3 separate regions of the Homo sapiens genome follow, and regions 1 and 3 are each linked to region 2. Evidence: chromatin loops called from intact Hi-C (ENCODE). Cell type or tissue: PC-9. All regions are shown on one strand. Each heading gives the region's core, and the rest is flanking DNA. Links, peaks and the distances in the headings are about the cores only. Region 1 overlaps LOC124901586 (a long non-coding RNA gene). Region 2 overlaps RPA3 (replication protein A3). Region 3 overlaps GLCCI1 (glucocorticoid induced 1).

What was found. A loop is a pair of places that touch in the nucleus more often than their neighbours do. Peaks named below come from ENCODE experiments on the same cell type or tissue, not always from the same donor. Only the 100,000 strongest peaks of a DNase experiment are listed, where the experiment ranks them.
Region 1: it touches region 2 in a loop (10-fold over the local background); 2 of 110 quality-filtered maps call a loop at or near these places.
Region 3: it touches region 2 in a loop (2.5-fold over the local background); 3 of 110 quality-filtered maps call a loop at or near these places.

The regions. Positions count from the first base shown.
Region 1 is chr7:7,908,409-7,915,103 of GRCh38, reverse strand. All of the region lies in intron 2 of LOC124901586 (a long non-coding RNA gene), which reads left to right. It also overlaps the pseudogene CCNB2P1. Among named protein-coding and RNA genes, the nearest start is that of GLCCI1-DT, 57 kb to the left of the region's middle. In PC-9, for the core only: no CTCF peak of the experiment used is centred there; DNase peaks (open chromatin) are centred at 1,423, 3,123 and 3,593; H3K27ac peaks cover 4,252 bases.
Region 2 is chr7:7,678,876-7,685,570 of GRCh38, reverse strand. The region is part of intron 4 of RPA3 (replication protein A3); the gene reads left to right. All of the region lies in intron 2 of UMAD1 (UBAP1-MVB12-associated (UMA) domain containing 1), which reads right to left. Among named protein-coding and RNA genes, the nearest start is that of RPA3, 36 kb to the left of the region's middle. In PC-9, for the core only: CTCF peaks have their summits at 3,639 and 3,842; DNase peaks (open chromatin) are centred at 3,900 and 4,210; H3K4me3 peaks cover 566 bases; H3K27ac peaks cover 2,069 bases.
Region 3 is chr7:8,074,038-8,080,732 of GRCh38, reverse strand. All of the region lies in intron 6 of GLCCI1 (glucocorticoid induced 1), which reads right to left. Among named protein-coding and RNA genes, the nearest start is that of GLCCI1, 110 kb to the right of the region's middle. In PC-9, for the core only: no CTCF peak of the experiment used is centred there; no DNase peak of the experiment used is centred there.

The DNA.
Region 1 (6,695 bases), core at 777-5,776, 230 kb before region 2:
GGTCCTCCACAATCTTACCCTGACCTACCTCTCCAGCCTCATATCCCGGTACATCTGTCCCTCCTTCCCCATGCCCTATCTTCTAGCCATATATGCAGTTCCAAGAATAGGCCATAGTGGTTCACACCTCTGACTTTTGTATACTCATAATTCACTCACTCCATGTGTTCACTCACTCACTTATTATTCATTCATTTGCTAAACACCTACTGAATGCCAGGCAGACAGAAAAGTCCTGTGATAGATAGATGCTATAGGAACACAGAATAGGGATATTAAGGGGTTTGGACTAAGGAGTCAAGAACATCTCCCAGGAGAATTAACATTAAAAGTGAATTTCATTTCCCTAGCATGTGCATATCTGCATGGCAAGCCCTTATTCATCTTTTGGACTTCACTCAAATGTCTCTTCCAGGGCTCTCTCCAAGGCAGAACTTGCAGACATTGTATTGCATGTGACCTCCCCCATCACCCCATCAGATTACGAGATCCTCTTAGCCTCTTGGTGCGTATCATGTCAGTACAGTGGGTTCCTGGCACAGAAGAGGTACCCAATAAAGAACTGATGAATGACCAAATAAAATAACGGTCCTTTTTTGTGACAATACTCCATTTTAACTCATTGTAAATATCTTTGCACTTACCTGAAACCATGGAATTGGGGCTTCTGTTCATTTACAGAATAGATATATTTTTAACATATAAATGAGAGAGATTAGGGAACACCTAGCACCACTATATCATTTTATTTTAGACGTGGATATATAAATTATGTAAAATAGCAATGTAAACATACACACACACACACTCACATACTTTTGTCAATTTAGTGACTAATAACTTGAAGAAATAAGAATTCCCACTATAAGGCATATTCTCCTGAAAGCTTTGGGCACTATGGAGAATACTACATGACAGAATGCTAGTATACTTTCTGAAAGACAAGATGATCCTAATGATTTCCTCATCAATGAAAAAGGACTTTTTCATTATTAGAAATGAGCCCCAAAGGTTAGGCTGCTAATGTGTTTTTGTATACGTGTGCAAATAAATGCCATAAATAACACTTTGGACTAACATCAAAGCACACTTCTGTCTCACTGCTCTTCTTTTTGGGGTGGACATTTGAAGAGGTTCTTTGAAAATTATAACGAGATACAAACTTACTCCAGTGTCCCCTTCTCTACTAATACATGAAGGGCAGCTGTGACTGGCTTTCAGTGGACCAAAGCTCTTACAGGAGTTGCTTAGGGAGAAGCCTCACATTCTGCAATCCTGTTTCTATTTGAATGTGGAAACCTGAGCTACCTCTCCCTCCATTCTCTCCTGCCCTCCCCAACTCTCTCCCTCTAGACAGGTTTCTAATCTGTCCAGTGAGTAGCTGGAACTACAGCAGGAGTCAGTAAACTTTTTTGGTAAAGGTCAAGATAGTAAATATTTTCAGCTTTGGACCACATGGTCTGTGTTGCAACTATTTAACTCTGTTATTATAGTGCGAAAGCAGCCACACAGAATATGTAAACAACGGGTACGGCTGTTTCTCAATAAAAATGGGCATGCCTATTTTCCAATAAAATTTTATTTATGAAAACAGGTGGTGGGCCAGATTTGGCCAGTAGATCATAGTTACAGACTCCTGGACTAGAAATATTCTAGGATCCCTGTTAGCTTTTCTCTGCCTTAGTATTCAATTTTCATGAGTCTGTGAGAGTTCACAATTGGGAGACAGCTGGAAAAAAAGAGAAGCATACTTTGAAGAATCATTGGCTGTGTGAAATTACTATATTTGACTTATCTTTTCACTTGGAGTCTTTTAACTTTGTAGCATAATGCCCCTATTATATTTAGCAATTAGAGTGCCATCACAAAGTAAAATGTAAAACCATTATTCCTTGAAAAGAGAAAAGGCTTGTGGTATGAAATGATGCATGCGAGGAGTGTGGGTGATAATTTACTCATATAATCATTTCTATTTCTGTTCTATGGCAAGTATTTCTGGAGATGGCTCAGATGGCAAGGAGATCTTTAAGACGTGCATGCCATAATTAACCTTTTTATGTGTTCTGATAGAAATATCAATAGTTTTTCCTCCTTTAGCACTTTTAACTTTACTTATGGTGTATAGAGATGATTTGAAGAATAATCATTATAAGGGAAAAAACGCCTTTATATCTTGGGTTTAAAATAAAACATGTATATTCTTCCTATTATTTTTACTTTATGGATAAGTTCTAGACACTGAACATCTGCATTTCTTTTTGCCTCCTTGCAAAGGAGGAGCTAGCCCAGCCAATGATTCTGTAGAATGTAGATCCACGATGTACGAAGTGTAGTCCCTGGACTAGCAGCATCAGTATTTGCATCAGCATCTACTAGAAACTTGTTAAAAATGCAAATTCTCCAGTGCCATCCCAGACCTACTAATTAAGAAACTCTAGGAGTGGGCCCAGCAGTCTGTTTTAGCAAGCTCTCCAGGTGATTCTAATGCCTGCTAGAGTTTAAGAACCACTGGTATAGCTTAGATTATTACCTTACAGAAGCACAAGTTAAAGGGAAGACCTGGCCTCATATAATCAGCAGAATGACCTTAGAGCCTGGACATTCAGAAGGCACAGAATACAGGCGATAAGCCTATAACTACATTACAAGAAGAAAAAGGACCTGAGAAAGAAAAACAAAGGGAAGAAGGGAGACATAGAACTTGAATGAGTAGGAGGAACTGGAAAACTCCAGGGTTCCATTTGCAGCTGTGGCTACAATCCTCCATGATTTGATGGGTGAGGACTGTGCTAGGTGAAGGGAAACAGAAATGAAGAGAACAGTCTCTCCATCCGCAAAGAATTCACAGTATTAGAGTGGAAAAAGAAAAAAATGGCTCCCTTGAGAATTTACAATAGACCTAATATTTTAAGTCAAAGGAGGCTGGGCGCAGTGTCTCATTCCTGTAACCACAGCACTTTGGGAGGCCAAGACAGGAGAATCATTTGAGCCTAGAGGAGTTCTGGACCAGCCTGGGCAACAGGGCAGAACAATGTCTCTACAAAAAATAAAAAAATTAGCTGGGCTTAGTGGTGTGTGCCTGTGGTACCAGCTGCTTGGGAGGCTGAGGTGGGAGGATGGCTTGAGTCCAGGAGGTTGAGGTCACAGTAAGCCATCATGTCGTCACTGCACTCCAGCCTGGGTGACAGAGTGAGACCCTGACTCAAAAGAAAAAAGGATCAAAAGAGAGAGGTTGGACATCAGGAGACATAGAGACAAGATGAAGAGAACAAAGAAAATAGAAGATATGAGGATAAACAGAGTATTAAAAAATTTTATTTGTACTAGAACATAGAACATTTAGGAAATTTGTTCTTTTAATTCCTCCAATTACTAAAAGGTGAGCTCTGCTTTGATTTGGAGATAAAAATCCCTGACTCATTGCTTCACTGGACAGAACCACAGGAGAATTGCAACCAAAAGCCTTTCATTTCCTTACGATGCTTATCGCCAGCAAATAGCTATAGTAACACACTGACATAAACCATTAAGCTATGTATGGGTCGGTGCTATTTAAAGAATGTTTGCTTCCCCACCCAACCCCATTCTTATGTTGAAATCCTAACCCACAATGTGATGGTATCAGGAGACATGGCCTTTGAGAGGTGATTAGGCCATGAGGTAAGAGCCCTCATGAAGGGGATTAGTGTCCTTATGAATAAGAGACCCCAGATAATTCATTTGCCCCTTCCACCATGTAAGGGTGAGAATGCAGCTATCTATAAACCAGGGAACAGGCCCTCACCAGACACTGAATCTGCTGGTGCCTTGATGTTGGCCTTCCCAGCCTCCAGAACTGTAAGAAATAAATTTCTGTCGTTTATGGTATTCTGTTATAGCAGCCTTAATGAACTAGAAAAATAAAAAAGAAAACAAAACAAAACAGGAACATGTTCTTATGGTAACACAACCTGGTCATTTTTCAAGTCCTGCCACAGAGTATCAATCTTGGAGCCTCATCATAAAATCATTTTTGGGTGCCTAAGGAGAATGTTATAGGTGAGACAGTGCTATTAAAAAAATAACACCAAATCAAAGATCATAGAGTTTTCTGGAAGATTTTTAGAAGTCATCTTTTCAAAACAGCCTCCAATGTTTTAAAAAATGACTTCACTATTTTAGTAATATATATATATATATATTTTTAAAATTCAAACAATACAGAAAAGCACAAAGAAAGAAGTAAATTACTTCCCAAAGTAAAGATTACTAACATTTGGTGAATAGAATCCATAAATACAAATAGAAAGCTAGACAATTAGGAGCAGTTTCAGAGAGAGAGATTGTATGGTACATGCTATTTTTTAAAACAAAATTTTTATTTTTGAATAATTTTAGGTTTATGGAAAGGTTGCAAAGATAATACAGAGCGTTCTAGAGCTCTCAACCAACTTCCTCTATTGCTAACATCTTACATTACTATGGTACATTTGTTACAACTAAGAAACCAACACTGGTACATTACTATTAACTAAATTCCAGGCTCTTTTTAAATTTCACCAGTTTTTCTACTAATGTCCTCTTTCTGTCCCAAGATCCACATTGCATTTAGTTGTCAGGTATTCTATTAGGACTCTCCAAAGAGACAGAACCAATAGGGTAAATGGGTATATGCAGAGACAGAGAGACAGGAGTTAATTCTAAACCTAAGAGTCATGTGACTATTAGGCATTCCATTTTAGAATAAATTGGAAATAGAGTTACAGCCAGAGCAGCACAAGTAGCTAAGAAAGCTCAGAACACCAAAGTGCCAGTTCAACCCAGGGAAACAACAAATGTCAACAAACAACTGAAACCTACTGCTTCTGTGAAACAGTACAGATGGAAATGTTGGCTCCAAAGGGTCCTTCTCCCATACCTGAGGATGCCTCCGTGAAAGAAGAGAACATCTGCCGAGCTTTTTCTGATGCTTTGCTCTACAAAATTGAGGATATTGATAACAAAGATTGGAATAACCCTCAGCTCTGCAGTGACTATTTAAGGGTATCTATCAGTACCTCAGGCAGCTGGAGATTTTGCAGTTCATAAACCCACATGTCTTAGGTGGATGAGATGTAAATGGACATAAGCATACCATCCTGGTAGACTGGTTGGTGCAAATCCACTCCAAGTTTAGGCTTCTTCAGGAGACTCTGTATGTGTGTGTTGCCATTATGGATTGATCTTTACTGGTTCAGCCAGTTTCCCAGAGGAAGCTTCAACTAGTTTGGATTACTGCTCTGCTCTTGGCTTCCAAGTATGAGGAGATGTTTTCTCCAAATACTGAAGGCTTTGTTTACATCACAGACAATGCTTATACTAGTTTCCAAATCCAAGAAATGGAAACTAATTTTGAAAGAACTGAAATTTGAGGTGGGTGGACCCTTGCCACTACACTTCTTAAGGCAAGCATCAAAAGCCGGGAAGGCTGATGTTGAACAGCACACTTTAGCCAAATATTTGATGGAGCTGACTCTCATTGACTACGATATGATGCATTATCATCCTTCTAAGGCAGCAACAGCTGCTTCCTGCTTGTCTCAGAAGGTTCTGGGCCAAGGAAAATGGAACTTAAAGCAGCAGTGTTATACAGGATACACACAGAATGAAGTATTGGAAGTCATGCAGCACGTGGCCAAAAATGTGCTGAAAGTAAATGAAAACTTAACTAAATTCATCGCCATCAAGAATAAGTATGCAAGCAACAAATTCCTGAAGATCAGCATGATCCCTCAGCTGAACTCAAAAGCCATCAAAGACCTTGCCTTCCCTCTGATGGGAGGGTCCTAGGCTGCAGTGGCCCCTGGGAATGTGTGCTTCATTTTTGCACTTTTTCTTACTGGGTTAGAACTCTTAATTTTATACATAGTTCTCTGGTCTGTTTCATGAAAACTCTTCTCAGACCAATTTTCTAAATATATATCGAGGAAAAATTAAGCTATTGGTTTTTCTTAAGGTAAAAAAAAAAAAAAACAACAATATACCAATTTATCCTACTAGAGAGATCCTAAAAGAGATTTATTATAAGGAATTGGCTCATGCAATTATGGAGGCCAAGAAATCCCAAGATCTGCAGTTGGCAAGCTGGAGACCCAGGGAAGGTGACATGTATTTCCAATCTGAAACTTAGCAGGCTGGAGACTAAAAAAACAGCCAATGTTTCAGTTTCAAGTCCAAAAGCCAGAAAGAAACTGGTGTCCCATCTCAAAGCAGTCAGGCAGGAGGAGTTCCCCCTTACGGAGTCTTTTTGTTTTATTCATGTTGTCTTCAAAGGATAGGATGAGGCCCACCCATATTATGGAAGGCAGTTTGCTTTACTCAGTCTGCCTATTCAAGCATTAACCTCATCAAAAAACACTGTCACAGACACAGAAGATTAACGTTTAACCAAATATCTGGGCACCCCGTGGCCTAGCTAAACTGACACATAAAATTAACCATCCCAAGTATACATACTATTTTCAATCTATTATGTTAATATAATATCTGACTTGCCAGATCATGCCGTGTCACCCTTCACTTTAAATGTGCAAGCAGATAGCTCTTTAGATGCCCTATACTTCTGTCCCCACCAGTTCAGCTGGAAGTTTTCCATGATTCAATTTGGGTGTTTGAACCCAAACTTTTTTTAATTATATAATTTAAATAAATGTTAAGAAAACTGACAAAATATAAAT
Region 2 (6,695 bases), core at 1,132-6,131:
TTTGGGATTACAGGGGCGGGCGGATCACGAGGTCAGGATATGGAGACCATCCTGGCCAAAGTGGTGAAACTCCTTCTCTACTAAAAATACAAAACTTGGTGGGCGTGGTGGCGCACACCTGTAGTCCCAGCTACTCGGAAGGCTGAGGCAGGAGAATCGCTTGAACCCATGAGGCAGAGGTTGCAGTGAGCTGAGATGGCACCACTGCACTCCAGCCTGGAGACAGAGCAAGACTCCGTCTCAAAAAAAAAAAAAAGATCAATGTGTAAACCCAATAATAATTCTTCCCTTCATAATATGCATTGGTTGCATGCAATGAATAAAAAAAACAGATGCTCAATATGATAATTACTTAAGTATAAAAGAATATTGTAGTACTAAGATTACCAGAAAGACATTCAGGTCTTCCAACCCTATATGAATTACTCATACAAGGTAGAATATTCATACTGTACATTTTACTTAGAGTCTCATCCTCATTATCTATATCTTTAATATAATGAAATAATAAAGTTTAAATAAATATGAAAGCCACTCATCATAATTTTTGAGTTAAATCTGACAAAATGTGAAGTTACAGCATTAGTAAAGCCTGTAAGGAAACAGTAGGAGAAATTCCATGTACATAACATGGTATGCATACTTACAATGTTTTCCCTACAGATGTTGTATGGAATAAGCACCCTTCAAGGAAATAGTACCATAGTGAAACAGTCAACTACCCCCAAATAGTTGTATTAAAACATGGCTGCTTGAATGCGTTAGTCTGATTTTTAAAAGGTACCTCAGATGTTGGTTTGAAAAGTTTACGGGTGTTAATCTGTCAAATAATTTCACATAAATTCATAGTTGTACTATGGCTAAAGCCAGAAAGAGTCATAGATCAGTTGGAATTCACATTGTATAATTAATTTAATAAAATGCTTCCCAGTTGTTCCACTGATTTTTCAAAAAACATCTAAGGTTTCAAAAACTGTCAGCCCTCCGTATCCATGAGTTCCTCATGGGTGGATTCAACCAACAGTGGATCAAAATTATTCAGAAAAAAAAATTGCTTGTGGTTGCCAAGCGTGGTGGCTCAGGCCAGTAATCCCAACACTTTGGGAGGCCGAAAGGGGTGGATCACTCAAGGCCAGAAGTTCAAGACCAGCCTGGCCAACATGGTGAAACCCCATTTCTACTAAAAATACAAAAAAAAAAAATTAGCCGGGAATGGTGGCACACGCCTGTAATCCCAATTACTTGGGACTCTGAGGCATGAGAATTGCTTGAACGCGGGAGGCAGAGGTTGGAGTGAGTCAAGATTGTGCCACTGCCACCAGCCTGGGTGATGGAGTGAGACACTGTCTCAAAAAAAAAAAAAATTGCATCTGTGCTAAACATGTACAGGCTTCTTTTCTTGTCATTATTCCTCAAACAATACAGTAAAACAACTGTTTACATAGCATTTACATTGCATTAGGTATTTTAGTAATCTAGGGATGATTTAAAGTATATGGGAGGATGTATGTAGGTCACATGCAAAAACTATGCTCTTTTATATCAGAGCGTTGAGCGTCAATGGATTTTGGTATGAGCGGGGGTCTTGGAACCAATTTCCCACAGATACCAAGGGAAAACTGTATATTACTCATAGAAAATGAATTTTGGCTGGAAGCAGTGGCTCACGCCTATAATCCCAGCTGTTTGGGAGGCCAAGGCAGGCGGATCACCTGAGGTCAGGAGTTTGAGACCGGCCTGGCCAACATGGTGAAACCCTGTCTCTATCCAAAATACAAAAATTAGGCAGGTGTGGTGGTGCATGCCTGTAATCCCAGCTACTTGGGAGGCTGAGGCAGGAGAATCACTTGAACCCAGGAGGCGGAGATTGCAGTGAACAGAGACCATGCCACTGCACTCCAGCCTGGGCAACAAGAGCAAAAACTCCGTCTAAAAAAAAGAAAAGGAAAAGAAAACAAATTTCATTTCATAGGATCATGTATGAAGCTTTCTGCTCTTTTTCTATTTAATGATTTAATATATTGAAGGAAATGTAATTACCCAGAAATTCTGTGGTTTTATTTGCTTTTTGTTTATGGCTCAACTAAAAAAGAAACTGTAACTTTATATTTTATGAAGTCTTTTTCAAAGTGTCTCAACACATTATTTGATGACATACAATTATTAGAGAGTGAACTGTAGTGCTTCTCAGCCTTGCATGAACTCTAGAATCATCTGGAGAACTCTGGGGGGAAAAAATCAATTCCTGGGCCTAATCCCAGGACCTTTTAATCAGAATCTAGGAATGGGTCCCAGCACCAGTATTTTTTTCTAAGTATCCCCTAATGCACAGAAGGGTTAGAATCACAGAGAGATAGATCCCTAATTTACGTTTGAGTCAACTAAATCCACTGAGTCCCCGAAAAAAATGAATGACTTTCCCACAATTAACTGTGCCAAACAGAAGGCTCAGTTCTGCCTCTGAGTACAGTTGGCACCTCTCCTCTTCCTTCATGCAATTGCCTTTCACTGTACATTCAAGGAGTTAAGGAAGGGTGGTGTACCCCACACGGGGATGGCCTAACCTAACTTTTTCACCTCCGAAAAACTGAAACTGAAACGCTGCTAGATTAACAGGTAAACCAGAATCAGGTAACAGTGACTGAAAATACTGTTAATTCTATCCATTAGACACACAACTCCACATTTCTTAATAGAAAAACAAGCATCTACATCATGAAGTTAGTTGAAAAATCCTGGCATACTTGCTTTGCAATTTAAAGGTCAAAAGTAAAAACACAAAAACTGCTAAGTAAATTAAATGTAAATCGAGTTTTTCTGGATATCCCGATACGTGGGTAAGGAGACAGCGATAGGGTAAGTTACTTTTTAATCCATAAACACTCTAATTTTTTAAAGATCTGGTATACATTTTTTGTAAGAACAGGCAATAAAAATAGGAAGCACATGTTGAAAACCTGTTTAGTTTTTGTCACTGTTTTAATTAAAGCCTTCAACCCTAGACAGAATCAAAGTGACTTACTGTCCCTCATTCCTTAGAATGTAAATTTTTATGTATACAGCTAAATTTCCACTTTTAAATAAAGGAAACAACACAGCGATGAAGAGACTACCTTTAAAAGTTCCATATAAAAATATGATAGTTTAAATGAAGTATGTATATGTGGTTTGGTTCCCAGAATGAGGAATTCCATAGGAGATAATCTTAAAAATAACTCACTTATTTTCAATATCTGACTGATCATTGAGACTGGAAAACAGAAGGTGAGACTAAATTACATATTTCAATGTGTTTTAAGTATTTTAAAAGGTGAAATCCAAGCTGCTGTGAATTATTAAATTCTGGTTCTAAATTCAGCAAGTGTTACAAAATAATTAGCTTAATGGAAACTAGAAGTTCTTATGCCCTACTTGAAGAAGCACCTGCATATTCTGAAAACCATGATGCATTTCCCTTGTACTGTAACCCAATTCCTTTAATCTCTACAATAGTGTTTGCCCAATTTCATTCTGCCTGCTTCAAAGTTATATTCAATATTTGGTCAACAATATTAGTGAACCAACAACAATATCTAAATTGTTCCTTTTCATTTATATCCTATTACTTTTTGTTGTTATTTTTCCTTCTTTTTGCTATAACATAATAAGCTAATTCATGCTTTTGTCTTAGTTTTGGAAGGAATTATATCCTAACATTTACGCAATATCCCTTTTCCTAACTTAAAATAACTATGAGCTTGCCACTACACTAGTAAATTTGTAATCAACTTAAAGATAATGTCTTAAAAGTACAATTAAACATGTCATAACAGGAGAAAACCCTGGTAATTACGAATAGTGCCATGCTTGCTGGATTTTTAAATAGTAGTATAAGGCTATGAAAAATCGCCACCCAGTGATGCAAATGAAAACTGCAATTTGTTTTTGTGTAAAATGAGTACCCTGGAGGATTACTTCAACTTCATTACTGAATGAAGGAATAGCTATTACCTTCTTACGTGAATAGGAACTGGTTACAAGGGAAAGGATGTTTTTCTACAAGAACTTTTTTCCCTTATTCTTATTCGGCACCACTAGACATTTTACAGAGGCTAAAAGCTTTCGAAATCTTAATGCGGAGAAAGGTTTTCTGTCCAAATGTGAGCTAACTGTATATGAACAGCCCAGATATTCCTATTACCAAAACAAGTGTCTAGACTCTGCCCAGACCTGAATTTCAAGTCATGATGTGTTGATTCCATCAACTCTGCAATGCCATCTAATAATTGTGACCTAAAACCTATTTGTGTTAAGCAGAAATGCTTGCCTAGGGGAAAAGGTATTCTCAAGTGGAAAAAAATAGATAATTTATAGCTTAAACAACATAATTTACTCTGACCTTTCTAGAAATGGGTTATAAAGGCCACATAAGGAGATAATCTAACAAATTCTGTGGTGTCCATATTGATAAAAAGTTGTTGCTACAAATATAATCATGTTTATAAGTTTTTACTTAGCTTTATCATTTAGACATCAACAAACACACAAACCAACAAAATATATTTATTTTTCTGTAATGTACGTATTGCACACGATGCCACAAAAAAAGTTATGTGGATATATGCTAACCATGATACATGTGTATGCAACTAAAAAAACTATCAGAACTAATAAATAAATTCAGTAAGGTTACGGCATACAAAATCAACATACAAAAATCAATAGCATTTTTATATGCCAACAGCAAACAATTTGAAAAAGAAACCAAGAAAGTAATCCCATTTATAAAGCTACCAGTAAAATAAAATACTTAGGAATAAATATAACCAAAGTGAAAGATCTCTAAAATAAAAATTATAAAATACTGATGAAAGCAACCAAAGAGAACACACATAAAAAAAAATGGAAAGATATTCCAAATTTATGGATTGGAAGAATCAGTATTGTTAAAATGTCCATACTACCCAAAACAATCTACAGATTCAATGCAATCACTATCAAAATACCAAAGACATTCTTCACAGAAATGGAAAAAATAATCCTAACATTTATATAGAATCACAAAAGACCCAGAGAAGCCAAAACTGTTCTAAGCAAAAACAACAAAATTAGACGAATCACACTACCTGACTTCAAATTATACTAAAAAGCTATAGTAACTAAAATAGCACAGTACCGGCATAAAAACAGACACATGGACGAATGGAACCAAATACAGAACCCAGGAATAAATTCACACATTTACAATGAACTCATTTTCAACAAGGGTGCCAAGGATATACATTGGGAAAAGGAAGTCTTGAATCAGTGGTGCTGGGAAAACTGGATATCTATATGCAGAAGAATAAAACTAGACCCCTATCTCTCGCCACATACAAAAATCAAATCAAAATGGATAAAATACGTAAATCTAAGACCTGAAACTACGAAACTACTAGAAGAAAGCATTGGGCAAATGCTACAGGACAGTAATCTGAACAAAGATTTCTTGAGTAATACCCCACAAGCACAGGCAACCAAAGCAAAAATGGACAAATGGGATTACATCAAGTTAAAAGGCTTCTGCACAACAAAAGAAATGATTAATCAACAGTAAAGAGACAACCCACAGAATGGGAGAAAATATTTGCAAACTACTCATCTGACAATGGATGAACAATCAGTATATATAAGGAACTCAAACAACTCAACAGGAAAAAATAAAATAATCCAATTTTAAAATGGGCAGGCCAGGCATAGCAGCTCACGCCTGTAATCCCAGCACTTTGGGAGGCAGAGGCAGGAAGATGGCTTGAGCCTAAGAGTTCGAAAGTGGCCTGAGTAACATAGTGAGTTATTGCCTCTTAATATGTGTGTGTGTATATATATATATATATATATTTATCTATAAATTAAATATATAAATATATATTTATCTATAAATTAAATATATAAATATATATTTATCTATAAATTAAATATATAAATATATATTTATCTATAAATTAAATATATAAATATATATTTATCTATAAATTAAATATATAAATATATATTTATCTATAAATTAAATATATAAATATATATTTATCTATAAATTAAATATATAAATATATATTTATCTATAAATTAAATATAAATATATATTTATCTATAAATTAAATATATAAATATATATTTATCTATAAATTAAATATATAAATATATATTATCTATAAATTAAATATATAAATATATATTATCTATAAACTAAATATATAAATATATATTATCTATAAACTAAATATATAAATATATATTTATCTATAAACTAAATATATAAATATATATTTATCTATAAACTAAATATATAAATATATATTTATCTATAAACTAAATATATAAATATATATTTATCTATAAACTAAATATATAAATATATATTTATCTATAAACTAAATATATAAATATATATTTATCTATAAACTAAATATATAAATATATATTTATCTATAAACTAAATATATAAATATATGTTTATAAACTAAATATATAAATATATGTTTATAAACTAAATATATAAATATATGTTTATAAACTAAATATATAAATATATGTTTATAAACTAAATATATAAATATATGTTTATAAACTAAATATATAAATATATGTTTATAAACTAAATATATAAATATATGTTTATAAACTAAATATATAAATATATGTTTATAAACTAAATATATAAATATATGTTTATA
Region 3 (6,695 bases), core at 1,103-6,102, 400 kb before region 2:
AATTAAAAATGATGAACCATTCAAAAATTAAGTGCCTATTCTGCTCCCTCTTGACAGAAGAGAGTAAAGGAAATGTTTTCAATAGATTTGTGTACTCTACTCCGGTACATACAGATACAATTTTATTTCTGAGAGAGAAGCAGAATAATATCTGGAGTACCAGGTTGTCCAGGTTTATAACTGCCTGACATGAACTCTGTCAGTTCATGATGGCATCCTTTAGTGTAAAGAGATCTATCATCCTGAAATTAAAATCAATGCTTAAAGCATGCAGATTCTATAGACTACTATGCAAAGAAAATACTTTCATAGTATATGCAGCAATAAGCAGTAGAATGTAATTCTTATTCTATCTTTCCCAGGTAGTTAACTGACTAGGAAAGTGAGTACACTGTTCAACCAACACTTTACTCAATGACATACTAAAGCATAAAATTGGCCAAGAGAATTAAATTAGAAATATGATTGACTGAATAGTACTTAAAATTACTACTCTAGTGTTAAAATATACTTATTTTGCTTCAGGAAATGAAATTATCAACTATAATGGGGTTTGAAGGCCTAATGAAATCAGCAGAAACACACAATTGTGTATCATTTCTTGGCAATGAACTTTAAGAATCAGGTTGTATTACCAATTGTATTAAAAAGCCTGTATTTTCAGTTAACTCCAAGACCAACTTGGAAACTTAGAAGTAAGGAGAACATTTGGCTTTTACAAAGAGCCTCTAAGGTTTTTCTAAAATTCAAAGTTAACACCTTGTGAGAATACTAAAGAATTGTAATGAACCAAGACATCAGCTATATGTAAGATCTCCTTTAGATCAGCATTCAGCAAAGAGTACAGGGGAAAAATGACATCAGAACCTTTTATTACTTACATTTATAAACTTTGTTTCAAATCAGATTGATTTTTTAATAACCGGGACTCAACTTACATTCCAAGGCCCATTAATTATATATTTATTATATGTAGGAGGTATTTTATATTTTGTAATCACTTCTCATTCCATAAGTATGAATTAAATTGATGCCAACTTACAAATTAAGCCAAAAAGTTACTCTTTTGTTTTTGTGTAGTCAAAATAAGTACAGTGCTTCTTCCACAACATAATCTTGATATGCAGAACAACAGTGCTAATCATTATTGTTGATATGCTAACTACTCACTCTAAATCTGATATGACAATTAAAAATGAAAACAACTCACTTTTAATCTGATATGACAGTTAAAACTGAAAAGTGTCCTCAAAGCAATTTATAGACTAAAATAATGATTGTAAATCTTAATGGTAAAACTAAACAAAATAAATTGGATTGCACAAAATATTTTGTATCTTGCGCAAAAGTAGGTATCTCAAGAAAATCACTGTAATACAATCTTAATTTTTATATTGTCAAGTTTATTAAATGGCAAAATTTCCAGGAACATCAGTTTTTAAAAAAACAAAAAACAGAACATATTGTTCATGTTAAACTGCTCCTAAGGTATCCTACAATTGTGGTCTCCCAATAAGAGAGGCATGAAACAATCTGCTGACGTGTGGGGAAAAAAAATCAGTGCATTATACATATTTACCTTTTATCTTTAAAAACAAGTAAACTTTACTAACATTTAGGGAAAAAAGAACATTGGAACTTCTAATAAAAATTTCACTACAATTTTAAATATTCACTTAAATATTTACTAAGCATTTACTATGTTCAAAAGAGAAGGCAAAGCAAAATGCTATCAATGTTGTCAGTGCAACATTAGATAAAATTTAGCATTTCCTCTTTTTAAAAAAATTCTTGCTAAAGGAAAATGGTATTATAATGTCTTTAGGCAGAAACCAACATGGAATTTTAATCATTATAGTCACCTTAAAGTCTGTTCCATCTCCAATATTTACTACCTTATTAATGATGGTAATCGTTTCCACATCTCCCATGCTGGAACTTCATAAGAACTTTGCTGTTATCCTGATCTCCTCCTCCTCCCTCACCTCATACATCTAATTGGCCACCAAATGCTGTTGACTCTTCTTCAGCCCCTTTCCTCCAGTTCCTCTGACCTTGCTATGTCTCCTCATCTTTGCCCTATACCTGTGGTCTCCCAGTTAAGAGGCATGAAACAATCTGCTGACATGTAGGAAAAAATAGAGCAATTAAATATATTTATTTCTACATTTATACACACTTTTAATCTTTTAAAACAGGTAAACTTTAACAGTTTGTAGAATGAATTATATACATATATCACCTAGAAATATATAAACTTTTATTAGGGGTACAGATTCAAAATTGCTGACAAGGGTGTGGAATAAATCAAGTTTGAAAATCACAAGACTAGACTATTAACATGGCTACTTATCTTGCCCTCCTACTGCCTCTACTTCTGTGTCAACGTGAGTTATAGTTCTTAAATGTGAAGCTGGTCCTATCCTTTAGCTGACAAAAGATCTTTCCTTGGCTTTTCTTTCTCTTAGCAAAGCTTACAAGGACTCTTATGAAATAGTGGCCTTTTTTTTTTTTTTTTTTTTTTAAGACGGAGTCTCGCACTGTCGCCCAGGCTGGAGTGCAGTGGTGTGATCTCGGTTCATGCCATTCTCCTGCCTCAGCCTCCCGAGTAGCTGGGACTACAGGTGCCCGCCACCACGCCCGGCTCATTTTTTGTATTTTTAGTAGAGACGGGGTTTCACCGTGTTAGCCAGGATGGTCTCGATTTCCTGACCTCGTTATCCGCCTGCCTTGGCCTCCCAAAGTGCTGGGATTACAGGCGTGAGCCACCGCGCCCGGCCTAAATAGTGGACTTTCTAAATCTCCAGTCTCACTGTTTTCTTCTCTCCACCATTCACCCCTATACCCCAACCGTTCAATTTCTTACTGTTCTGTACACACCGGGCCCTTTCACAGCTGAATGCCCATATAAAGACTATTCCTTCTGTAAAGGCAGCAAGATGTAATCAGGTTCCTACAAAATATCTTTGTTGGCATGTAGACGCCATGGAAATTAGCTAGGTTACTTAATTTCTCTAAGCCTCAGATTCTGGCACCTTTAATAATGACAATGTCACCTACCTAAAGGACTGTGGTAATATTGGAAATAATAAAATCACCTGAACACATTTAATCATCATAACAATTCTATGAGGCAGCTATCCCCAATTTATAGGTGAGGAGATACAGATCGATTGAGTAGCTTGTCCAAGGGCACATAATTAAGTGGCAGAGCAGGGCTTCAACCTGGCTGCCCCAGAGTCAATGTTGATTATTGTTATGCTATCTGTTTCACTAAGTTTGGGTCTATCTCAACTCCAGTGTCTTTATTAGAGATGTGAGGAGCTGACTAGATGATCAAGTTCCTTCCAATCTAATATTCTGTTTCTAATTAAAGGCTTATGGCTCAGGCAAGAGCTTCACTGGGTCTGCCTTCTGTCAGTGTCACAAGGAGATAGTGTAAGGAGTGGTCCCTATGAGTTGATACTTCTTCTCAGAGGAACACAAAAGATAATGGGGGAGGAAAACTCCAACAGATTCCCTTTTCCTTGAACCTAGGTGACACCCTATTATTTTCCACCCAGTTACTATCAGAGTTTACTGGTTACCAGCATGACCAACAGCAAGAAGGGGAAGATGAGACAGTTTTAGCAGTTACTTCCTTTCCCCTTATTTCTACAGCAAATTTGAACTTCATGGCCTCTTTCCCACCAAAAGCCTATCACTAAATTTAGCATAATCTTAGTTTAATTATTCTTGGTTTTTATTTTTATGAAGAGTATCACACACTCTTCATAAACATTAAAAGCCTAACATAAAATTTAACAATTCAAAGAAAACACATTTTCAACATAGCTATAAAAATATATCCATTAAAAAATGGGCATATCATGAACAAAGGTCTTAATACTCAAAAAAATCTCCATTAAGCACTACACCATGCTAGGCACTAGTTTATTCACTGAGAGTAAAGCACTGACCAAAATATGGTCATTTACTCTTGTTGGAGCTAACATCATGGTAAATAGACAAACAATTAAGTGAAATATATATGCAGGTATGTTAAAAATTTTTGATTTGCTTATATTCTAAACTGAGCAATAATGGCTAAAACTGAGTTGTATATTTAAGTAGTTTTGAATTATGAATAATAACTCATAGCTATCACAGTATCTGCCATTGTTAAAATTGTTAACATTTTCAGAAAGAAGGGACAATAGCATTTACTGGATACTTATTTTGTGCTGTTAGACACTGGAATGTATGTATCTTAAGATGCTTTCTTGAAAGACAGGTAAAATGACCTTAGGGACATGAATTCTAGAATAGATCAATTTTAACCTATAGACTAACTCCTTTGTTGGAATAATATCTTTATATGCTGTAATTTTACCACCAAAAGGTCCTTCTAGGATAATAAGCGCCCTAGAACCATATAAAGAGAATATTTTGATAAACGCATCCAGATTCAAAAGCAGTGATTTTTCAAGGTGTGGTAGCTCTAAGTAGTATACCCATCATATCTGCTTTTACAATATAAACCCCCAAAAGAAAAGTGCCATAAAATCTTGGCTGATTTATCTAAAAAATAGAGGGTTAAAGCATAGTAAGGGCATAGGTCAAAAAAAGGTCAAGAAATAGAGCCCTAGAGATAAATACAAGTATGTTAAAATATACGTATAAAGGAATAGGAAGATGCCAAAAGCAGTCTGTTTCAAAAGTCTGCCTAGGGTCAACCCTAGACCCTGAAAAGACAAAATTAATACTTTTGATTTTTTTCTCCTAAGACCAAGGGAGGCTCAGTCCTAACACTAAAAGTTTAGCAATACGAATATTTATGAGTTAAATCACAGAATGAGTTAAATAGGCTTACATGCATTGGCTTGGGAAACTCTATCCACATAGTGTACACTGTTCCTTCAGGAAAATATAGCTTAAATTACAAGTAATCAATTTAGGGACTCTTGGAATACAACTCTACTCAGTAGTTGGCCTGAATCAAACGATTCCATTTATTTCATGATTACAATAATCAATGTTTCCACAATATCCTGCAAAATTGCAGAATTTTATAACAACTGCATAAGTGAACTGTGCCAAAGATCAATGATAAGTAGCTGACTGAAGTCTACATTTTGTGGCTTAACCAGCACCAGTTTGGCTACCATCAAGCAACGCTGGCAGAGCTGCTTAAGAAACTAATATTCCGACACTGCCATCTGTATTATATAAATGGCTATTTTTGTTCCTTGAACTTTATTTTGGGTATGATAATGTGGAAGAATGTAAGCTACCTCTTAGGGTACATTCTGATGATGTCAAGATGAGTGCTCTCATTCTGGATCTCTGAATTCTCCACACAGAGAAGAGCAGTAGTAGTTCCTATGGCTATTAGTTAGCCTGGAAACTTTACACATGTGACCAGTGTGACCAAGTTCCCTTCAGTCTTTAGGTCACTGGAAAAATCTAGTAAAAAATCAAAACGAAACGCCAAAAACCCATTCACTTGAAACAAGTCTCTCAATAGCTGAAACTTTCTTGACAGAGTGTTTTTGTCCTGGCATTACAATCCATACAGGCAAAGAAAAAAACCAATGTGCGATGCACATTGATAATACAAAATTATTTTATAGGTCTCAAATTATACATAATTCATAGCGAATAGATGTTAGGAACACACAAAAATGATGTTAGCAAAGTCAGAAAAAGAATACGTATATAAAATGAATACTAGAAAAATAATCAGCTCACCAGCACATCCCTCATTAGGGCAGCTATTCACTGCAGCTATCCCTCTCCCCTCCATGTCTATCCAGGCTCCTACAGATGTCTGAACTAGTTACTCTACCACAGAACAAATCTCTCCACAGCAACTGCAGAACATGTAGGTACTCCAAATCAAATCAATCCTAGTTGACTTCAAAATTATATAATTAATTCTGTTTTCATAATGATGAAAAGCTCTAGGAAAGCTATACAGCTTCCTTTTATGTCTTTAATAAAAAAACACCAATTTATGATTTATTGTAGAAAACATACATTATAGGAAAGAATTAGTATCTTTTTTTTGAGATGGACTCTTGCTCTGTTGCCCAGGCTGGAATGCAGTGACGTGATCTCGGCTTGCTGCAACCTCCACCTCCCAAGTTCAAGTGATCCTCTTGTCTCAGCCTCCTAATTAGCTGAGACTGCAGCTGCATGCCACCATACCTGGCTAACTTTTTGTATTTTTAGTAGAGATGGGGTTTCACTATGTTGGCCAGGCTGGTCTTTAACTCCTGACCTCAAGTGAGCTGCCCGCCTTGACCTCCCAAAATGCTGGGATCACAGAAATAATTAGTATATTTAAAAATAGCAAAACCCAGAGTTTGGGCCTTACATAAAGAAGAAATGAGTCAGAAACTAGCCTACAGTTTGAATGACATATATTAGTTCCAGAAATTGTAAAATTTCTGGACAACTCCCTCCTTTACACTTTTAGTATTCTAAACATCACTGTATAATAGTGTATTTATAATAGTGTATTATTTGTTTACATTCCTAATTACTCCCTACTACACTATAAATTCCTTAAAGACAGATATCACATATTATTCATCTCTATTTCTCCACTCTCCAGTACAATATCTGACATACAATAAATGCTCAATAAGTGTTCCTTAAATAAACTAGAAGTATAACCTCAGTTGAAATACATAAACCTCAACTCCCAATTC